4 separate regions of the Homo sapiens genome follow, and regions 1, 2 and 3 are each linked to region 4. Evidence: chromatin loops called from intact Hi-C (ENCODE). Cell type or tissue: heart left ventricle. All regions are shown on one strand.

The links. Peaks named below come from ENCODE experiments on the same cell type or tissue, not always from the same donor. Only the 100,000 strongest peaks of a DNase experiment are listed, where the experiment ranks them.
Region 1: a loop joins it to region 4, with 9 times the contacts of the local background. A loop is called at or near these places in 100 of 110 quality-filtered maps.
Region 2: a loop joins it to region 4, with 2.8 times the contacts of the local background. A loop is called at or near these places in 35 of 110 quality-filtered maps.
Region 3: it touches region 4 in a loop (4-fold over the local background); 47 of 110 quality-filtered maps call a loop at or near these places.

Annotation. Positions count from the first base shown.
Region 1 is chr1:201,970,248-201,975,247 of GRCh38, reverse strand. It overlaps TIMM17A (translocase of inner mitochondrial membrane 17A), which reads right to left. Exons shown (of 6, transcript NM_006335.3): 6 at 4,584-5,000. Among named protein-coding and RNA genes, the nearest start is that of SNORA70H, 5.7 kb to the left of the region's middle. RefSeq lists a silencer at 4,278-4,455. In heart left ventricle, a CTCF peak has its summit at 2,410 (motif pointing right); no DNase peak of the experiment used is centred here.
Region 2 is chr1:202,116,640-202,121,639 of GRCh38, reverse strand. No RefSeq gene overlaps it. Among named protein-coding and RNA genes, the nearest start is that of GPR37L1, 3.8 kb to the left of the region's middle. RefSeq lists a cis regulatory region at 2,291-2,858 and an enhancer at 2,754-3,439. In heart left ventricle, CTCF peaks have their summits at 2,269 and 2,469 (motif pointing right); no DNase peak of the experiment used is centred here.
Region 3 is chr1:202,132,938-202,137,937 of GRCh38, reverse strand. GPR37L1 (G protein-coupled receptor 37 like 1) reads right to left here. Exons shown (of 2, transcript NM_004767.5): 2 at 4,346-5,000. ARL8A (ARF like GTPase 8A) reads left to right here. Exons shown (of 7, transcript NM_138795.4): 4 at 2,138-2,231; 5 at 2,412-2,479; 6 at 2,718-2,788; 7 at 3,422-4,534. The coding sequence ends at 3,471. Among named protein-coding and RNA genes, the nearest start is that of ARL8A, 9.3 kb to the left of the region's middle. RefSeq lists a silencer at 2,382-2,589. In heart left ventricle, a CTCF peak has its summit at 2,562 (motif pointing right); no DNase peak of the experiment used is centred here; H3K4me3 peaks cover 388 bases; H3K27ac peaks cover 622 bases.
Region 4 is chr1:201,894,103-201,899,102 of GRCh38, reverse strand. It overlaps LMOD1 (leiomodin 1), which reads left to right. Exons shown (of 3, transcript NM_012134.3): 3 at 705-2,647. The coding sequence ends at 731. Among named protein-coding and RNA genes, the nearest start is that of SHISA4, 7.7 kb to the right of the region's middle. RefSeq lists an enhancer at 2,892-2,961. In heart left ventricle, CTCF peaks have their summits at 2,072 and 3,027 (motif pointing left); a DNase peak (open chromatin) is centred at 3,002; H3K27ac peaks cover 1,876 bases.

The DNA.
Region 1 (5,000 bases), 76 kb before region 4:
ACACATCACTAAAAAAGACACACAGATGGCAAACAGATGAAAGGATGGACATCATTAGTCATTAGAGAAAGGAAAATTAAAACCACTAGCACCTATCGGAATTGCTAACATAAAAAAAAAAATGGCACTACCAAGTGCCAAGGATACACAGCAGCCAGAACCCTCATAGGTTGCTGGTGAGAGCGTAAAATGATACAATTTGGGAAACAATTTGGCATTTTCTTATAAAATTAAACATATACTTGCCTTACAACCTAGTGATCCTATTTATTTTATCCAAGATAAATGAAAACATGTTCACACAAAAACCAGTAAGTAAAGGTTTATAGCAACTTTATGAATAATCATGAAAAATTGGAAATAACTCCAATGTCCTTCAACTGGTGAAGAGATGAATAAACAAGAGTACATCTGCACAATGGAATAAAAAGGAATAAATGATTGATTCACATACCATCATGAATGAATTAAATGCACTTTGCTAAATGACAGAAACTAGATCCAAATACTACATGTCGTAAGATTCCATTTATCTACTGAAAAGATAAAACTACAGACAAAAAACACACCAGTAGTTGCCACGGGTTGGAAGGAGTAGGGAGAGGGGTTGGCTATAAAAAGGCAGCATGGGCCGGGAACAGTGGCTCACACCAGTAATACCAGCCCTTTGGGAGCCCAAGGTAGGAGGATTGCTTGAGCTCAGGAGTTCGAGACCAGTCTGGGCAATATAGTGAGACCTGGTCTCTACTAAAATTAAAAAAAAAAAATTAGCTGGGCATGGTGGCACATGCTTGTAGTCCCAGCTACTCAAAGGGCTGAGGCAGGAGGATTGCTCAAATCTGGGATGTCAAGGCTGCAGTGAGCCCTGATCACACCACTGCATGCCAGCTTGGGCAACAGAGCAAGACCCTGTCTCAGAAAGAAAAGAAAAGAAAAGAAAAAGGCAGCATGAAGACATTTTGGGAGTGATGTGATTGTAGTTTAAGATTATCTGTGTGAAACTGTGGTGGTGGGTAGCCATCTCTAAGCATTTATCAAAATTAACTGAACTGTACCCCATAGTGAATTTTACTGAATGTAATTTAAAAATCCACCAAGATGTGGAGAGAAAGATGGAATGAAGTCTGGGGAAATGAATACAATCACATTGCAAATGAATTGCATAACCACACTGAAGAGAGTGGGGGAGAAAGGAGTATAATTAAATAGCTTTGGAACATGTTTTGAATAGATACTGAAGACTGAAAACAACTGTGTACAAACACTGTTCTAGCTGGCAAATCCATTTCTCAGAGCTATGATTTACTAAGTCCAAAATATATGTAACCAGGATTGAACAAATGAGCAAATTATTATAATGAGAAGCCAGGTTTCTTGCTGTTACAACTAAGAGAGACAGCTAGAATGAATCCTGTGGTGCCAGATTGAAGTTGGAGGGACTTAGTTTTTGTTTTATAACACAAGGACAGATACAGAAATAAACAGAAGTTTATGTGCATGGATTATATACTACATATTTCCTAGCTTTATGCACTGAAAAGGACTAGAATATGTCAAACATAGGGAAAAGGAGGGAAAATATCCAATAATTATTTGTCTTATTAGCTAAAGATGTTAGCCATTGTCAATTTTCTTGTTTTGTTTCTGTTTTTGAGACAGAGTCTCTCGCTCTGTCACCCAAGCTGGAGTGCAGTGGCGCGATCTCAGCTCACTGCAAGCTCCGCCTCCCAGGTTCACGCCATTCTCCTGCCTCAGCCTCCCAAGTAGCTGGGACTACAGGCGCCCGCCACCACGCCCGGCTAATTTTTTGTATTTTTAGTAGAGATGGGGTTTCACTATGTTAGCCAGGATGATCTCAATCTCCTGACCTTGTGATCCACCCGCCTCGGCCTCCCAAAGTGCTGGGATTACAGGCATGAGCCACTGCACCCGGCCCTCAATTTTCTTGTTTTTGAGACAGGGTCTTGCTCTGTTGCCCAGGCCGGAGTGCAGTGGTGCGATCTCAGCTTACTGCTCCCTCCATTTCCCAGGATCAAGGAATCCTCCTGCCTCAGCCCCCTTGAGTAGCTGGGGCTACAAACATATGCCACCATGCCCAGCTAAATTTTTTGAATTTTAGTAGAGACAAGGTCTCATCCATGATCTAACAGACTGAATAGAATTTATTATTATTATTATTTGAGGCCAGATGCGGTGGTTCATGCCTGTAATCCCAGCACTTTGGGAGGCGGAGGCGGGCAGATCACCTGAGGTTGGGAGTTCGAGATCAGCCTGACCAACAAGGTGAAACCTCAAGTCTCGACCCCAAGTGATCCACCCGCCTCAGCCTCCCAAAGTGCTGGCATTACAGGCATGAGCCACTGGGCCCAGCCTGAATAGAATTTGGACAATTAATTTTAACTATAAGTAACATGCCACAGGGTGGAGCTATGACCATGCTTTCATAATTTGCAGACATTTCCTATGTGAAAAACAGATGCACTTTCAATAGCAGGTGCAGCTGTACCCATGTCTTCCAAACCCTGATTCAGAAATCCACTATTTCGGCCAGGCACAGTGGCTCACGCCTGTAATCCCAGCACTTTGGGAGGCCGAGGTGGGAGGATTGAGTCCAGGAGTTCAAGATCAGCCTTGACAATGTGGCAAAACTCTGTCTCTATTTAAAGAAAGTGCTGGCCAGGTGCAGTGGCTCATGCCTGTAATCCTAGCACTCCATCTCAAACAAACAAACAAACAAACAAACAAACAAAAGAGTCTTGTTCTGTTGCCCAGGCTGAAGTGCAGTGGCATAATCATAGGTCACTACAGGCTTGACCACCTAGACTCAAGGGATCCTCCCGCCTCAGCCTCCCAAGCAGCCGGTACTACAGGTGTGCACCCTATCTCTGGCTAAATTTACATTTTGTGGCTAGCGTCTCACTAGCCCAGGCTAGTCTCCAACTCCTGACCTCAAGCGACCTTCCTGCTTCAGCCTCCCAAAATGCTGGGATTATGGGTATGAGCCACCATCCCCAGCTGAACTGTTTAATAAATATTCTAAAACTAAATTTGGTATACTAGAGTAGAGCTCAAGATAAAAAGTAAAAAAACTAAATTGTTTTAATAACTGAAATAAATAACTGGAGAAACAAGCAGATTAGGAAGGAGGTTTTCCCTAGGTCTTTACTGGAATAGTGAAGTTAGTTTCTCACTTTTAAGGTTGAAATGCCCATCAGAAATACCCCATCTGTTTTGCTTTGTATCTGACATCTTGTGCCAAATTGGCATGCAATAGTGGATTACTTTTTTGTTTTGAGACAGTCTTGCACTGTTGCCCAGGCTGGAGTGTAGTGGTGTGATTTTGGCTCACTACAACCTCTTCCCTCCCAGGTTCAAGTGATTCTCCTGCCTCAGCCTCCCAAATAGCTGGGATTATAGGTGCCCGGCACCATTACCAGCTAATTTTTTGTATTTTTAGTACCCACCGGGTTTCACCATGTTGGCCAGGCTGGTCTCGAACTCCTGACCTCGTGATTCACCCTCCTCAGCCTCCCAAAGTGCTGGGATTACAGGCGTGTGCCACCGCGCCCAGCACTTTCTTTTATATTTTTGAGACGGAGTCTCGCTCTGTCGCCCAGGCTGGAGTAGTGGCAAGATCTCGGCTCACTGCAAGCTCCACCTCCCGGATTCACGCCATTCTCCTGCCTCAGCCTCCAAAGTAGCTGGGACCACAGGCGCCCACCACCACGCCCAGCTAATTTTTTGTATTTTTAGTAGAGACGGGATTTCACTGTGTTAGCCAGGATGGTCTCGAACTCCTGAGCTTGTGACCTGCCCGCTTTGGCCTCCCAAAGTGCTGGGATTACAGACGTGAGCCACTGCACCCGGCCAGACTCTTGTGTCTTTAAAAAAAAAAAAGTTAAACCTAGAACTACCATATGACTCGGTAATCTCACTCTTATGTATATATCCAAAAGAACCAAAAATAGGAGTTGAAACAGATAGTTGTACACCAATGTTCATAGCAGCATAATTCACAATAGCCAAAAGGTAGAAACAACCTAACTGATCATCAAATAAAATGTAGTATATGCACACTATGGAATATTATTCAGCCCTAAAAATAAATTTTGCTACATGCTACTACATGGACCTTAAAACACGCTAAGTGCATTAAGACGGACACACAAAAACAAATATTTTATGATTCCACTTATATAAGGTACCCAGAAAAGGCAAATTCACAGACAGAAAGCAGAATTGTGGTTACTAGTGGTTGTGGCGAGGAAAGAATGGGAAGTTATTATTTAACAGGTACAGAGTTTATGTTTGTGAAGGCTGGACATGGTGGCTCATGCCTGTAATCCCAGCATGGGGTGTGGGAGGCTGAGGCAGAAGGATGGCTCGAAGCCAGGAGTTCGAGGCTGCAGTAAGCTATGACTGTGCCACTGCATTCCAGCCTGGGTGACAGAGTAAGACACTGTCTCTAAAAACAAAACGGAGTTTATGTTGATGATAATGAGAACATTTTGGGTATACATAATGGTGGCTGTTATACAACATTATGACTGTATTTCAATGCCACTGAATTATACACTTACAAATGGTTAATAAGTATTATTTTATGTATATTTTACCACAGTCGAAAATTCCCAAATTATCCAAACACAATCAGTAATTAAATGCCTACCATATGTATGGCATTGGGCCAAAAGATAAACGTGTGTTTACAGTACCCACATGGCTTTGTTCTCCATTTCCCACAGATGTAGGCAAATGTGTAATTAACTAACATCATGCCTCCTATAGGGCCACATGTCACTTCCAATATCAGGAAAATGACCTGTTCTGAAGTGCTCATCCATTTTCCAGGCCCAACCAGACCCCAAAATACATCGTTTATGCAGAGGACTTGGAACACATTCAAAACAGTACATACTTTATTTTCAAGCATACAAGAAACACTAAACTCTTCCAGTGCCAGTACACTCTCCATGAATTCTTCATATAGAATTGGGTAT
Region 2 (5,000 bases), 220 kb before region 4:
AATATCAGCAGAGGAGGAACTGGACTGTAAAGGACTTTGTATGCCAAGCCAAGGAGTTTAGATTTTATCCCATAAGCAATGGAGAATATCACAGGTTGTTAAGTAGGCAAACAATGACTCAACTAAGTTATTTTAGAGGGGTCCCTGATGGGCAGCTGGGGTCCTAGCAATCTGGAACAGGAGGATGCAGAGACCGGGGGTTCTGTTGGGAGGCAGTGGGTGATGGAGAGAAGCCCAGAGTCAAGGAAAACCAGCAGCTTTGAGCGGCTTTGGCTGTGCATGGGAGGGAGAGGTCGAGGCAGAGCCCAAGCATGGGGTGGGTAGTGAATCCACTCAGCCACATTAGGGAGGCACAGTTCTGAGGACGGACCACACGATGCCTAGGAGAATCCACTGGAGAATTAACTCGAAGACCTGCCCCAGAGTGAGTCAGATCATTCCCTCCTCCCAACTCCCACGGCATTATGCTGCTGTCATTGAAACCTACCACCTTCACCAGCCCAGACAACATGGTGAAACCCCATCTCTACTAAAAATACAAAAATTGGACAGATGTGGCAGTGCACACCTGTAATCCCAGCTACTCGGGAGGCTAGGGCATCAGAATCACTTGAACCCAGGAGGCAGAGGTTGCAGTGATCCGAGATCATGCCACTGCACTCCAGCCTGGGCAACAGAGCAAGACTCTGTCTCAAAAAAAAAAAAAAAAAAAAAAAGGGCCAGACGCAGTGGCTCATGTGTGTAATCCCAGCACTTTGGGAGGCTGAGGTGGGCAGATCACAAGGTCAGGAGTTCAAGACCAGCCTGACCAACATGGTGAAACCCCCGTCTCTACTAAAAATACAAAAAAAAAAAAATTAGCCACGCGTGGTGGCAGGCACCTGTAATCCCAGCTATTTAGAAGGCTGAGGCAGGAGAATCACTTGAACCCGGAAGGCGGAGGTTGCAGTGAGCTGAGATTGCGGCCAATGTACTCCAGCCTGGGCGACAGAGCAAGATTCCATCAAAAAAGAAAGAGAAAAGGAAAGGAAGTTGGGGGAGGGGAGGGGAGGGGAGAGGAGAGGAGATGAGAGGTGTGCTATTTGGGGATTTGGGTAACTAGAATCATCCATCATCTGCAGCATCACCACTCACCAAGTGCCACACTCTGTGCTAAATGCTTGCTATAATTGTCACTTAATCTTTATATTATTACCCTAGACTCTGAAAGGTAAGGCAACTTTCCTAAGAACACACAGCTAGTGAATGACAGCTGGGATCCAAATGTAGGTTTGTCCAACTCCAAAGCTAAAACTCTTTTTTTTTTGAGACAGGGTCTGGCTCTGTTGCCCTGGCTGGAGTGCAGTGGCATGATCTTGGCTCACGGCAACCTCAGCCTCCCAGGCTCAAACAATCTTCCCACCTCAGCCTCCAGAGTAGCTGGGACCACAGATGTGCACCACCACACCTGACTAATTTTTGTATTTTTAGTAGAGACAGGCTTTTTGCCATGTTGCCCAGGCTGATCTCAAACTCCTGAGCTCGAGTGATTTACCCGCCTCAGCCTCCCAAAGTTCTGGGAATACAGGTGTGAGCCACCTCACCCAGCCCAAAGCTGAAACTCTTAACCACTCCTTTGTGTGACTTCACAGAATTCTAACATAGGAAGAGATGCTAGAGATAATCTACACCAACCTTCTTATTTTTCAGGAGTGGAAACGGAAGTCCAGAGAAGCCAAGTGACCAGGCCAGGCACTTGGCAGTCCTGTCTCTGCTGTGGGATCCTCAGTGCTCCACAGGCACGTGCCAATACAGTATGGACCCAAGCCCAGGGCTGGTACGTGTGAGCAGAATAAATGTTAGTTCTCTGCTCTTTAAAAAAAAAAAAATTCAGAGACAGAGTCCTGCTCTATTGCCCAGGCTAGAGCACAGTGACATGATCATACTCACTGCAGACTTGAACTCCTGGGATCAAGCAATCCTTCCACCTCAGCCTCCAGAGTAGCTAGGACTACAGGTGCACACACCCTGCCTGACCTTCTGCTTCTTATTTTATTTTATTTTATTTTATTTTATTTTATTTTATTTTATTTCAGAGACAGGGTCTCGCTCTGTCACCCAGATTGGAGTGCAGTGGCAGGATCTAGGCTCACTGCAGCCTCAACTCCTCCTGGGCTCAACTGATCCTCCCACCTCAGCCTCCCAAGTAGCTGGGCCCACAGGCACATGCCACCATGCCCAGCCTTTTGTGTTTTTTTTGGTAGACATAGGGTCTGCCTGTATCACCTAGGCTGGTCTAGACCTCCTGAGCTCAAGCAATCCACCCACCTCAGCCTCCCAAAATGGTGGGATTACAGGCGTGAGCTACCGTGCCCAGCCTCTTTATGCTCATGGATATGCCTCCATCAAACCTCACATTTGGCCTCACACAGAGTAGGTGCTCAATAAACACTGAATGCCTGAAAGGGCACCCCCTTGTGCCGGTCTCTGTGAGAACGGTTGGAACATCAGAGGCCACTAGGTGGAACCAAATGTCCAGTGATGGTAGTTAAGGGCCTGGCCTCAGCCCTTCACCCCATCGGATCTTAACCCATCCCACTCTGCCCAGGTCCTGCCCACAGACCTTCTGTGGCTGTCTGAGAAGGCCATCTGAAAAGAGATGATAGGGGACAGGGTGGGTTCCCAGGGGCTGAGACTAAAGGGATGGGGGATGTGCCTACTCTTCCCCTCCACCCCCCTGGAGGGTGCCCAGCATGGGTCCCCCAAAAGTACTTTTCTCCTACCTGTAGTTCTACTTTAGGAAGATTCCTCTCTCTGGACAAGCTGGAGCCATCTCCCCTATTCAGAAGCATGCCAGGCAGAGATGGAAGGCTTTCCTAGCCCTTGGGAGTGTCTCTCCATGATCCCAGGAATTCCCCATTCCTCTCCCTGGGAGTTTCCCCAGTGCTGGCTACAGAAAAGGTACTTAGCTGGGGCCGGGCGCGGTGGCTCACGCCTGTAATCCCAGCACTTTGGGAGGTGGAGGTGGGCGGATCACGAGGTCAGGAGTTCAAGACCAGCCTGACCAACATGGTGAAACCCCGTCTCTACTAAAAATACAAAAATTAGCTGGGTGTGGTGGTACACGCCTGTAATCCCAGCTACTCAGGAGGCTGAGGCAGAAGAATCGCTTGAGCCTGGGAGGCAGAGGTTGCAGAGAGCCGAGATTGTGCCACTGCACTCCAGCCTGGGCTACAGAGCGAGATTCCGTCTCAAAAAAAAGAAAAGAAAAGGTACTTAGTTGGAACCGGGTGGGAGGGAAGCACTGAGGTGGCACTGAGGGCATCTGAGCTGGTGTGGAAGTGCCACCCATGAAAAAAATGAGCGAATGTTGTACTGAGCAGATTCCATGTGCCATGCATTCTCCAGCCAAGAGCACACTCTGGAATCAGACTGCCTGGATTTAATTCCTGGCCCTGCCACTTACTAACTGTGTATGTGACTTTGGTCAAGTATGTAACCTCTGTCCCTCGGTTGCCTCATCTGCAACGTGAAGATAATAACAGGCTTGTTGTGAAGATTAGGATTAAATGCTGGGTGTGGTGGCTGTCCCCTCCCAGCACTTTGGGACGCCGAGGCAGGAGGCTATCTTGAGCTCAGGAGTTCAAGACCAGCCTGGGCAACATGGCAAGACCCTGTGTCTACAAAAAATACAAAAATTAAGGCCGGGCGTGGTGGCTCACGCCTGTAATCCTAGCACTTTGGGAGGCCGAGGCGGGTGGATCAACTAAGGTCGGGAGTTCAAGACCAGTCTGGCCAACATGGTGAAACCCTGTCTCAACTGAAAATACAAAAAAATTTGCTGGACGTGGTGGCGGGTGCCAGTAATCCCAGCTACTCAGGGAGGCTGAGGCAGGAGAATCGCTTGAACCCGGGAAGCGGAGGTTGCAGTGAGCCGAGATTGCGCCATTGCATGCCAGCCTGGGTGAAAAGAGCAAAATTCTGTTTCCAAAAAAAAAAAAAAAAAAAAATTAGCTGGGCATGGTGGTGCATGCCTATAGTCCCAGCTACTTAGGAGACTGAGGTGGGAGGATCACCTGAGCCCAGGAGATGAAGGCTGCAGTGAGCCACGATTGTGCCATTGCACTCCAGCCTGGGCGACAGAGCAAGACTCTGCCTCAAAATAAATAAATAAATAAGATGAAGTTATGCTAGGTGTGGTAGCATACACCTGTAGTCCCAGCTACTTGAGAGGTTGAGGCAGGAGGATCCCTTGAGGCCAGTAGTTCAAGACTATGGTGTGCCGTGATCTCGCCTGTGAATAGCCACTGCATTCCAGCCTAGGCAACATAGCAAGACACTATCTAAAAAAAAAAAAAAAAAAAAAGGCCAGGCATGGTGGCTCACGCCTGTAATCCCAACACTTTGGGAGGCCAAGGCAGGTGGATCACAAAGTCAGAAGTTTGAGACCAGCCTGGCCAACATAGTGAAACCCTGTCTCTACTAAAAATACAAAAATTAGCCGGGCATGGTGGCGCGTGCCTGTAGTCCCAGCTACTCAGGAGGCTGAGGCAGGAGAATTGCTTGAACCTGGGAGATGGAGGTTGCAGCGAGCCTAGGTCACGCCACTACACTCCAGCCCAGGCAACGGTGCAAGACTCAGTCTCAAAAAAAAAGATTAAATGAGTTCATCTATGTAAGTCATTACAATAATATCTGGCATATAATAAGCACTATATACATGTTACCTACTGGCTAGAATTCATTTGATTCTCACAGCAACCTTATGAGGTAGGGTACTATCATTATATCTACCTGTTTTACAGATTTGGAAACTGAACAAGCAGAAGGCAGCCAAAGAGGCAGAGAGGGCAAATTCTGAGACAAGTTCTTTCCCCTGCCCGGGTTCCAGTTCTGAACAGGAACATGGGTCTGGCCTATACTGGACACGGACTAAGGCTGGGGGAAGCATAGATAGTCTGACCCACCAGATCTCACTGTGTCATTCTCCTCCAAGCTCTGGGCCCCTGGCCCCAAGTAGC
Region 3 (5,000 bases), 240 kb before region 4:
TCCAGCCTTACCCGGCCCCCCTAGCCCTGCTACCTTCGAGGACCTCAGAGGCGCAGGGTTTTATTAGACATAATCCTTGGTTCATGACACAGTGTCGGTCCAGGGCCTGCGTTTATTTTGCATGCCACTTGTTTCTTATTGGATAAATGCCCTGGGCACTCACTACCCAATCTAAGAAACAGACTATAGACTATTAACCAGCCAGATGCACCTGTGCATCCTCTTCATTGACTTGTCTCCCTCCCCTCAACCCAAAGTCACCACTGTCTTGAATTTTGTGTGGTTTAAATGATTCTTTTTTTTTTTTTTGAGACGGAGTTTCGCTCTTGTTGCCCAGGCTGGCGTGCAATGGTGCGATCTCGGCTCACCACAACCTCCTGCCTCCCAGGTTCAAGCGATTCTCCCACTTCAGCATCCCAAGTAGCTGGGATTACAGGCATGCGCTACCACGCCTGGCCACTTTTGTATTTTTAGTAGAGACAGGGTTTCTCCATGTTGGTTAGGCTGGTCTTGAACTCCCGACCTCAGGTGATCTGCCTGCCTCGGCCTCCCAAATTACATGCATGAGCCACCGCGCGCAGCCCTCTCTTGCTTTTTAAAAATAATGTTTTTTTTGGCTGAGCATGGTGCCACACACCTGTAATCCCAGCTACTTGGGAGGCTGAGGCAAGAGGATTGCTTGAGCCCAGGAGTTTAGGGCCAGCCTAGGCAACATAGCAAGATCCTGTCTTTAAAAAAATAAAATAAAATAAATTTTAAACATTGAAAAATGGCAGGGCATGGGCTGGGCGCGGTGGCTCACGCCTGTAATCCCAGCACTTTGGGAGGCCGAGGTGGGCGGATCACGAGGTCAGAAGATCGAGACCATCCTGGCTAACACAGTGAAACCCTGTCTCTACCAAAAATACAAAAAAAATTAGCTGGGCGTGGTGGCAGGCGCCTGTAGTCCCAGCTACTCGCGAGGCTGAGGCAGGAGAATGGCGTGAACCCAGGAGGCGGAGCTTGCAGTGAGCCGAGATCGCATCACTGCACTCCAGCCTGGGCGACAAAGCGAGACTCTGTCTCAAAAAAAAGGAAAAGAAAAGAAAAGAAAAATGGCAGGGCACAGGGGGAGGCCAAGGCAGACGGATTACTTGAGGTCAGAAGTTCAAAACCAACCTGGGTAACATGGTGCAACCCTATCTCTACAAAAGTACAAAAATTAGCTGAGCCTGGTAGCACGCACCTGTAGTCCCAGCTACTCAGACGACTGAGGTGGGAGGATCTCTTGAGTCCAGGAAGCCGAGGCTGCAGTGAGCTGTAATTGCACCACTGCACTCCACCCTGGGTGACAGTGAGACCCTGCCTCAGAAAATAATAGGCTGGATGCGGTGGCTCATGCCTGTAATCCCAGCACTTTGGGAGCCCGAGACGAGTGGATCACAAGGTCAGGAGATTGAGCCCATCCTGGCTAACATGGTGAAACCCCATCTCTGCTAAAAATACAAAAAATTAGCCGGGCGTGGCGGCATGTGCCTGTAGTCCCAGTTACTTGGGAGGTTGAGGCAGGAGAATCGCTTGAACCTGGCAGGCGGAGGTGGCAGTGAGCTGAGATTGCACCACTGCACTCCAGCCTGGCAACAGAGCGAGACTCCATCTCAAAAATGATATTAATAATAATAATAAAATTTATTCTATATATATATGCCCAAACAATAGATTGTTTAGAATACACAATAGGTTGCTTTTTAACCTGATAACAAAAAGTATCTTGCTAAAAGAAATCTTCTAAGGTTTCCTTTGCTTTTTTCACTCTAACCTTATTTAGTCTTTCCATGAAAACATAAGTGGGTCACTTTGAGAGGGACTTACAGCTAATCTCAAAGGGCCCACGCTTTTCCACATGAGTAACGGCTTCCCCAGAGTAGCACTTGGAGGCTAATGGCAGGCCTAAGGAGTCCCTGCAGCTGTTCACTCCCATAGACTCAGAAAACATCCGCGGAGCACCTGCCTTGAGCCAGGCCAGGTAGCCCATGGATCCCGAGGTGACCAAGCTGCAACAGATGCTTTCACCTCCAAGCAGCAGCTCCTTCTCTTCCTTGCACCACCTCAGCCTGTGGTGTCAACATGCTTGTCCCCACCCTGCCTCTTTCCCCAGGTACATGGTGGATGCTGCTGACCAGGAGAAGATTGAGGCCTCTAAGAACGAGCTCCACAACCTACTGGACAAACCTCAGCTGCAGGGCATCCCGGTCAGCAGACCTGAGGGAGCGGGATGGGGAGGGAGCTCGGCTGGGAAGTCACTGGGAGCAGGTAAAAGCCAGGCATGGTAGGGGCGCAGAGAGGAAACGGGACCCAGGAGGCCAGCTCACCACCCAGACAACCTGGGCACGGCTGCCCTAGACCTCATCCTCACCCTCCCTTCTCCGTAGGTCTTAGTCCTGGGTAACAAGCGAGACCTTCCGGGAGCATTGGATGAGAAGGAGCTGATTGAGAAAATGTGAGTTGGGTGACTCTATATTACTTTCTGCTCTCCCAATTCCCCAACCACCAGACCAACAGCCTAGGCTTGCTGCTGTTCTTAGTATTAGCCACACGGTGGCAGCAGAGCCGACCTTTTCAGGCACCTCACCCTCCCCTTTGTAGCCTCTTAGGTAAGAAAAAGGCCCCGCTGTCCCCTAGCCCCAGGCCCCCTGGACGTTCGTAGCCTCAGCGGACTCTACTCTGGTTTCCCCCAGGAATCTGTCTGCCATCCAGGACCGAGAGATCTGCTGCTACTCCATCTCTTGCAAAGAAAAGGACAACATTGGTGCGTAGGATGGGGGAAAGGGAGGAGAGGGGAGAGGCATTTCTGAGTGTTTTAGTGGCTCTCAGGTTCTCGCTCCACAACTTTCCCTGAAGTCCAAAGCCCTGTGGCTCTTGGGTAGAAAAGGCAGCCAGGTGGCCCAGATTCTGGGCACTATCCCAGCTTGTCGCCAAGCGGTTGTGTGATCTCGGGCAAATCGATCCCCGCTCTGGGCTTCACCTCCTCGTTTCTAAGATTCCAGGGCTGGACCCGGTGATTCTCAGGTCCCTGCTGGCTCTGACATGCTGTGGCTCTGTCTCTTTCCCAGCACCTGAATTCCGCTACTACTCATTCAGGGCCATGTGGCGCTTGCCAGCTCTGGACTTCTTGTTTGTTTTTGAGAAAGTGTCTCGCTCTGTCACCCAGGCTGGAGTTCAGTGGCGTGACCATAGCTCACTGCAGCCTCCAACTCCACTCCTGGGTTCAAGCAATCCTCTCACCTGAGCTTCCCATGTAGCTGAGACTCCAGGTGTGCGCCACCCCTCCTGGCATCTCTGGACTTCTGATACCCTTAGGTTTGGTTTCTTGGGCCTCTCTGCTGCCCCAGCACGGCCAGTACTTGCAGGCCTTATAAGCTGTTCTCTTTTCTCCTATCAGACATCACCCTACAGTGGCTTATTCAACACTCGAAGTCACGGAGAAGCTGAGACTCCAGCCCTTCTCCCTCAGACCAGGGACCGTCATCATCTAAACCTGAAGCCGAGCTCCCCGCCCACCCCTGTCGTCCCCCTAAGCCCACCCCTCCTCACCCAGTGTGAGGAGGGCCCTCTGGGGACCCCAGAGTCCTGTTCTGCTGAGGTTTGAACTCCTGTTTTTATTGTAAAATAAATTGCCCCCCATTCTGGTCCCCTAACTTCTCACCCTTCCCCGCTGCCTTTGTCCCATCACCCAGCCCTGCCTCCCTCCCAGCAGCCCTGGGCCACAGCCCCCGCCCCTGGCTTTTCCCCGGCCCGCTCTTGTACCTCCCTTTTCAACACTCTCTGTTATTGTCCTGTGTGTACAGTATATATATGTATATATATTTTAATTTTTTAATTTAAGCAAAGACTAAAATCAACCATTTGATGCTGCAGGGGCCTTTCAGGATCTGGGAGGGGGCAGTCTGGAGAGAAGGAGGGAGACGCAGGTGGACTTGGGGCAAGTTCAGATCAGAAGAGGTGCAGGCTGGCACCTGCGGCAGGTACCAGCCTGGGCACTGGTGGCCGCCTCCCTGTCCCGTGTGTTTCCACCGCCCAATCTGGCTTGTCCTGGCAGTGCTTGAATGCCACAGGCTGGCAGGGGCCTCTGGGGGCCCCTCCCCTCGACCCCCAGCCTGGGTAGAGCCACCAGGTACGACGACCAGGTACCAGAAACCACCAGGCACACGGGGCAGAAAGCCAGCGTCCATGCCCCAGCAGCCCCCTCCTGCCTGTTCCTGGCTCCCAGCTCCCGCCCCTCCCCAGGGCCCCCACCTCCACGGCCCACTTCATTTTCTGTTCTCATTTTGCAGAGTTGCACAAGGAGAGAACTCAGCATGGGGGGTTGGTTCTTTGGGTTCTGTTTGTTTATTTGTTTAATTTAATGATTTGTAAAGTGATGTTCCTCTTCCTTTTTTACACTTTTCAGCTCATATTTAACCTCTGTTTGGAAAATGATTCTTGTAACTGTACATTTTTTTGCTTCCTAATAACAATGACAACAAAAAAAATAAATGACCAGTTTTGTGTTGGGGGGGGTGTATGGTGCTGGTTACTTTTCCGCAGTTGGCATGGGTTGCCCTACAGGCCCACAGGGCCACCAGCACACCCCCGCACGCTGGGCACCAACAGAGCCACGGAGCGCGAGCACATGCCCGCCCGGGGAGCACAATGGCGCTGCACAAAACGGCCTCCCACACGTGCGTCCAGGCTCTTGCGCCACCTCCTTCTCATTCTCTTTTCAGACTTTCATGTAGTCCCAGCTTTGAGCCAGCAGCTGCCACTTGGGGCTGCAGAGCTCTGTTGAGGGAACTGCCCAGGGCTGGGTAGAGGCAGCAAGGGGACAGGGCTGGGTGCTGTTGTGTGCGAACTGAGCTGCACTCTCCTTAGGCCCAGTTCAGGCCTCAGCCCCTCTTTCCCAGGCCCTGGATCTCACCAGCAGCCAAGGTTGAGCCAGAACCAGAACCCTGTCCCTCCGGCCCCCAGTTCCTACCCCAGAA
Region 4 (5,000 bases):
GGACTTCAGGTCATCTCATGCATCCTCCTGCCTGCAGGCAGGTCACACCTGTATATCCCCTAGAGCTGAGACTCTACCCTTCCTTTAAGGAGCTTCCTTTAATACCTCACTCCATGCTTCTCTTTCATTCTGCAATGAAGCCTGTTTCTCCTTAAAATGGAGAAATGGCCTCTACAGAGTAGTTTTGCCTCGGGTCCTTCCTTTAAGTCTTCTCCATTTCCCCAAACAAAAATGATCCACGTTTTACTTAGCCTCCTCTCAGGACCAGCCAAGTCCTACAGGTCAGTCCATCCGAAAGGTCTCTGGGAGATTCACCTCTCAGGAGAGTCTACCTTTGCCTAGCCAGTGCCATGGACACAGGAGCCATCCCTGGACACCCTACTTCTCCAAGCCCTGCCTCCCCTGGAAGTCTGGCCTGGGTGACAAAGTCCACGATCGTTTGTCCATTTGGTTGGATACCCAACCCCCACAACATCATCTGGGACAAGGTATCATGAGATAAAGGAAAATCTCAATTGTAATTCCAGTGGTCACTCAATGACATCCAATTTTTACAGACAATGAAAAATGCTCCCTCAGTGTCAACACCTCATTCACATTCCACAGACATAACATATTGCAGTGTCTTGTGTGTCCTTCCAGTAGGGAGGGAGGTGAGGTGGCTGAGCTCCCTTCTCTAACCTGTCTCTACTTTGCCCCTACAGGTGGAAGTGCCCAAACTGCTTCAGTAGGACCAGGCTGCCAGGCACCATCTGCCAATGCCATGACTGCTCAGGCCTCACCTCCCAGGGCTACACAGACCCTGCCCACCCCATCCCTGGCTGACCTGCTGTGGATGTCCCTATTCTGCCATGGGAGAGTCCAGGCCTGGGTCACGCTCAAGGAAGGATGCCTTATCTCTTCTCACTTTCCTTTTCTTGTCTCTGAGGCTCTCCAAATTTTGCTTTAGTACATGGAGCTCAGGTTTCTGGACAAGAAGAGTCCTTTTAGCACATCACTGAGAAGATGGCACTGTCCAGGGCCCATGTAGCTGGCAAGCTGCAAAAGGCCTGTGATCCAGGAAAGATGTCCCACAGGGACCACATCCACCCCAGCCCCACTGCCCTCCAGGGCCAGGATTCAGGCCTCTGAGGAGCCCACGGGGCAAAGCTGCTGGGCCAGTGGCACTCTGTGTGGGAAAATGGCAGAAAGATGGAGAGGCATGGGGGCCCAAAGGGGAGCGTGGGGAGGGGCTGAGGATACCCCAAAGTCCAGGCTAATTAGAGGATGTGGCAGGGGCAGTGGCCTGGATGCACAGTGCCTGATGGGAGTAGGCTCCAGACAGGAGGAGTGGGACAGACAGCAGCTGGACTTGAAGGTTTGATGCCAAAGCAGACATTTTCCTCACACCCACCTGCTGCTGTATGAATAGCTGTGTATCTGTTTTTCCATAAGATTTTGATAATATATACAAACCTTTAGCTGTGAATGGCTGTGCCCCACCTGTTGTCCTGAACTGTGAGTCCTGATCCTAACCCTGGGCTCCCTGGAGGACTCTAGAAGCTCAGGTTCCCTGCCACACTATTTGAGTTGGCCAAGAAATAAATTCACATCCTCAGAAAGTGCAGCATGGAGGAAAATCTGAACTCTAAGCAGAAGACTCTCCACTGACCTGGTTGTCCAGGTCTAGAAGGCCAGGCCTCTACTAGGTCTGCTCCTGAACCAGTCCTGCTGCCTGGAGTCAGTAGCCAGAGTTGTTCTCAGGGGTGCTGGGGCAGAGTGGAGCCCAGGGTGCTGGGATGGCTATATTAGGCATGTTCAGGGATGCTCATTCCATGACTCTGCCTAACCATGGGCTCAGGGCCAGGTCCTCACAGCAGTCACAGGCCCAGGAAGGCGGCAGGCAGAGAAGTGGAGTGACTATTTGGAGAATAGCACCCATATCTGTGTGCCCTAGGGCTCAGAGGGGCCTCATCTTCCCCAGCCCTCCCCACCTGCTCACCAATTCCACTTCCTGCCCCAACTGCAGGAATGCTGACAATGCTGCCATGCCCACCATCGGGTGTAGGTGAAAGGCATCTTTCTGAATTTCATTCTCTTGAAGGTGCTGCCACCCCTTGGCACTGTGGAACTGCCACCTTGGGTCTGTGTCACTTGTAGGTTTCTCTGCCTCCAGGTTGCCTCAACAGCAGGAGGCACAGCAGTTTCACCATCTTTGAGGTGAGGGTGGGGTGCCCCAGCTAGGAAGCAAGATCGCTGTGCTAGGTCTGACCAAAACCAGAGGGCAGTCTAGTCCTGGGGGTAAAGCCCTCAGATCCCAGGGTACACTCTTCTCCATTCCCTCCACCCACTTGCCTGTCACCCCAGTCACCTAAGCAATCACTGGGCCCAGAGGAGAGGAGACAGACACACACTGGCTCCTGGACCTAAAGGGTATGAGCTGGAGCTAAGGCCAGCTAGAGCTTCCACTGTCAGCCCTCACTGTCAGTCCCACTGCACCCCCCTGTGCCTGCTGGGCACTGGGCACTAGCTAGATGCTTTAGGTTGCTTCAGCTGATCCTTCAACTCTGTGAGGTGGATACCAATATTCTATTTTGCAGATAGAATTTGGCCCAGAGAGGTTAACTAATATATCCATGATCACACAGCTAATAAAAGTCAGAGCTCAGGTCTGTTTTGTTTGTTGGTTTTGTTTTGAGCCCAGGTCTTCAGGCCATAGAACTGCTTCTCATTAACAGCTCCCCTTCCTTCCCTCACTGAAATAAGGCTGTGACGGTGCTGCAGGAAAGCACTGGACGCTCACCTGAACCCAAACAACCTGCCTCCAAATCTTAAGGGTCCAATAGAACCTGTCACCTTAGGAAGCCCTTTCTACCAAACTTCAAACATGATTTAGCCAGAGAGAAAAACCACTCCCTACTGTCCTGAGCAACAAGTGAGCTGCCCTCTTCCTCGGTGCTCCCGCGGTGGGGATGCTGTTTCCGTCCTGGATGATGTCATCACTCCTCTAGTGCACTTGAACCTGGTGCGGGAGCACAGCGCCACCTGGGGGTGGACCGCAACCCAGATTCTCCAGCTGCTCCAGGGGTGCCCTGGAGCTGTGCTAGGGACCAGGGGAGGGAGGCAGTTAGAGGGAGGGGGAGGAAAAGATGGGCAGATAGCCTGGTGAGCTTCGGAAAAGGGGCCCAAACTCTGGAGGCTGTGTTTCTGCTGCGCCACGCACCCACTGCTGCCCACCTGCCCCACCAACACTGGCAGTCACCCATCTATCCTGCTTCCTTTCCTAAAACTTAGAGAGGGAAATCCAGAAAGGCTCTATCCTTGTCTGGTGCCTGTACTGTACAAGGACAAAAAAAGAGGTTCGAAGATAGAAAATGACTTGTCGAAGTTGATGAATCAGGATTTGAACCCAAGTCTCTTATCTCTGGGTTCATCTAGCAACCTGGATGAAGCCACGGTCTGACCTCCACGGTCTCTGCCTGCAGCCCCCACTGTCATATCCTCCACTCTGCCCCCCCACCCTCCATCACTTCCTGGAGAATCACATTCCCTAGCTCCTACCTGCAAGGAAGGGAGGCTTCACCTCTCAGCTCTCCCGGCCCGCAGGGCCCAGCCGTTGCACCCCAAGCTTCTTGCCTCCTGGTCCTATCCAGATGGGAAAAGCGTCTTTCCCTCCACCTTCCCAGCACTGGGACCTAGGCCCTGGTGCTGGCTGTGGGTGGGATGGCAGGCACCAGCAGCTGCCAAGGCGCTGGCCTCACTTGTCCTTACAGAAGCTCAACCTGCAGGTGAGCAAGGGGCTCTAGGCCTGGGCACTGTGTCACACATGTGGCACTCTTTAAGAAACATGAGATCTGGATGCAGGTCACCCATGAGCTTCTGGACCACCAAGTCGGGAGTGCCATGTGCTGCCCCCTACCCTTCACCCTGCATGGCCAGGCTGGGGCTCCTGACCTCTGAGTTTGGCCTAACTAGGGCCTGTGTTGCTGTGGTGCTGGGCTAGGCTGCTGGCCTAAGAGTGGCCAAGAGAGTGTGGCCCCCCTCAGCACCCTTCCCCCAGCACCTCCCACTCATCCTGTCTATGCCCCTCCTACCCCTCCCTCCCTCCCTCCTTCCTCCAGCCCTCTAGGGCCCTTCCCTTACTTGCCCCTCCCTCCTTTACTCTTTGCCTGAAGTACCTCCCTTCTGTTCACCTCTTGTGGGGGGCTCCCCTTCTCCCCTCACCCAAGGTGTCTCTCCTTTCTTGCCAACCTTTCTCCCCCTGCCCATTGTATTTCCATGTGTCCCTGCCCTAGCTCCTTCCCCTGCACCTGACCCCTCCCATCCACCTGTGAGATCCGCTTTCCCTTGAGCAGGCCCAGCCTGGCAAGATTCCTGCCCTAAGAATGCACTCCTCTTGCTTTTGTCTAAAAATGCCCCTCTTCTCCACATGTGCCTTCCAGACCGCCCTTTGGGGGATTCACCATTCCCTCCCAGCCTAGCAGGACCCTATTGACACTATTGAGGTCCCCCAATCCTTGAGGGACACTGCCCCTCCCACCCTCACTCCTGCCTGCCCTTATAGAGTGCCTGATTGGCTTTCAGGGGTGCTAGCTGAGGAACAAGGCGATCCGGAGGGGCAACTACAGCTTTGTACTCCCCTGGCCCTGCTGGGCTCCCCTTGTTTCCCAGATGATGAGTCAGATGAGGTGGGGTCAGAGGAGACTGCAGTGGTTTGGGAAGAGACGTAGGGGTGATTGCCTCCATTTAAAGAACTCCAGGATATGTGAGAGACCTCTTCACTGCTCAGAGCATGTGAAAGTCCTACTCTGTCACAGTTTTGCTCCTTTTCTTAGAATTCTCTTCAGTGTTTTGCAGAGTTAGTTGACTGGAAATGGGGCAACTCTACTCTTCCAGTCTCAGCTATGGCTAGGGTAAACCTGCCTCCTATCCCAGACTACAAAGCATTTTTTCATTGGCACCAGGTTGTTGATTCAAGGATAATTAATTCTGACTGGCATCACCTTGCATACATTTACACA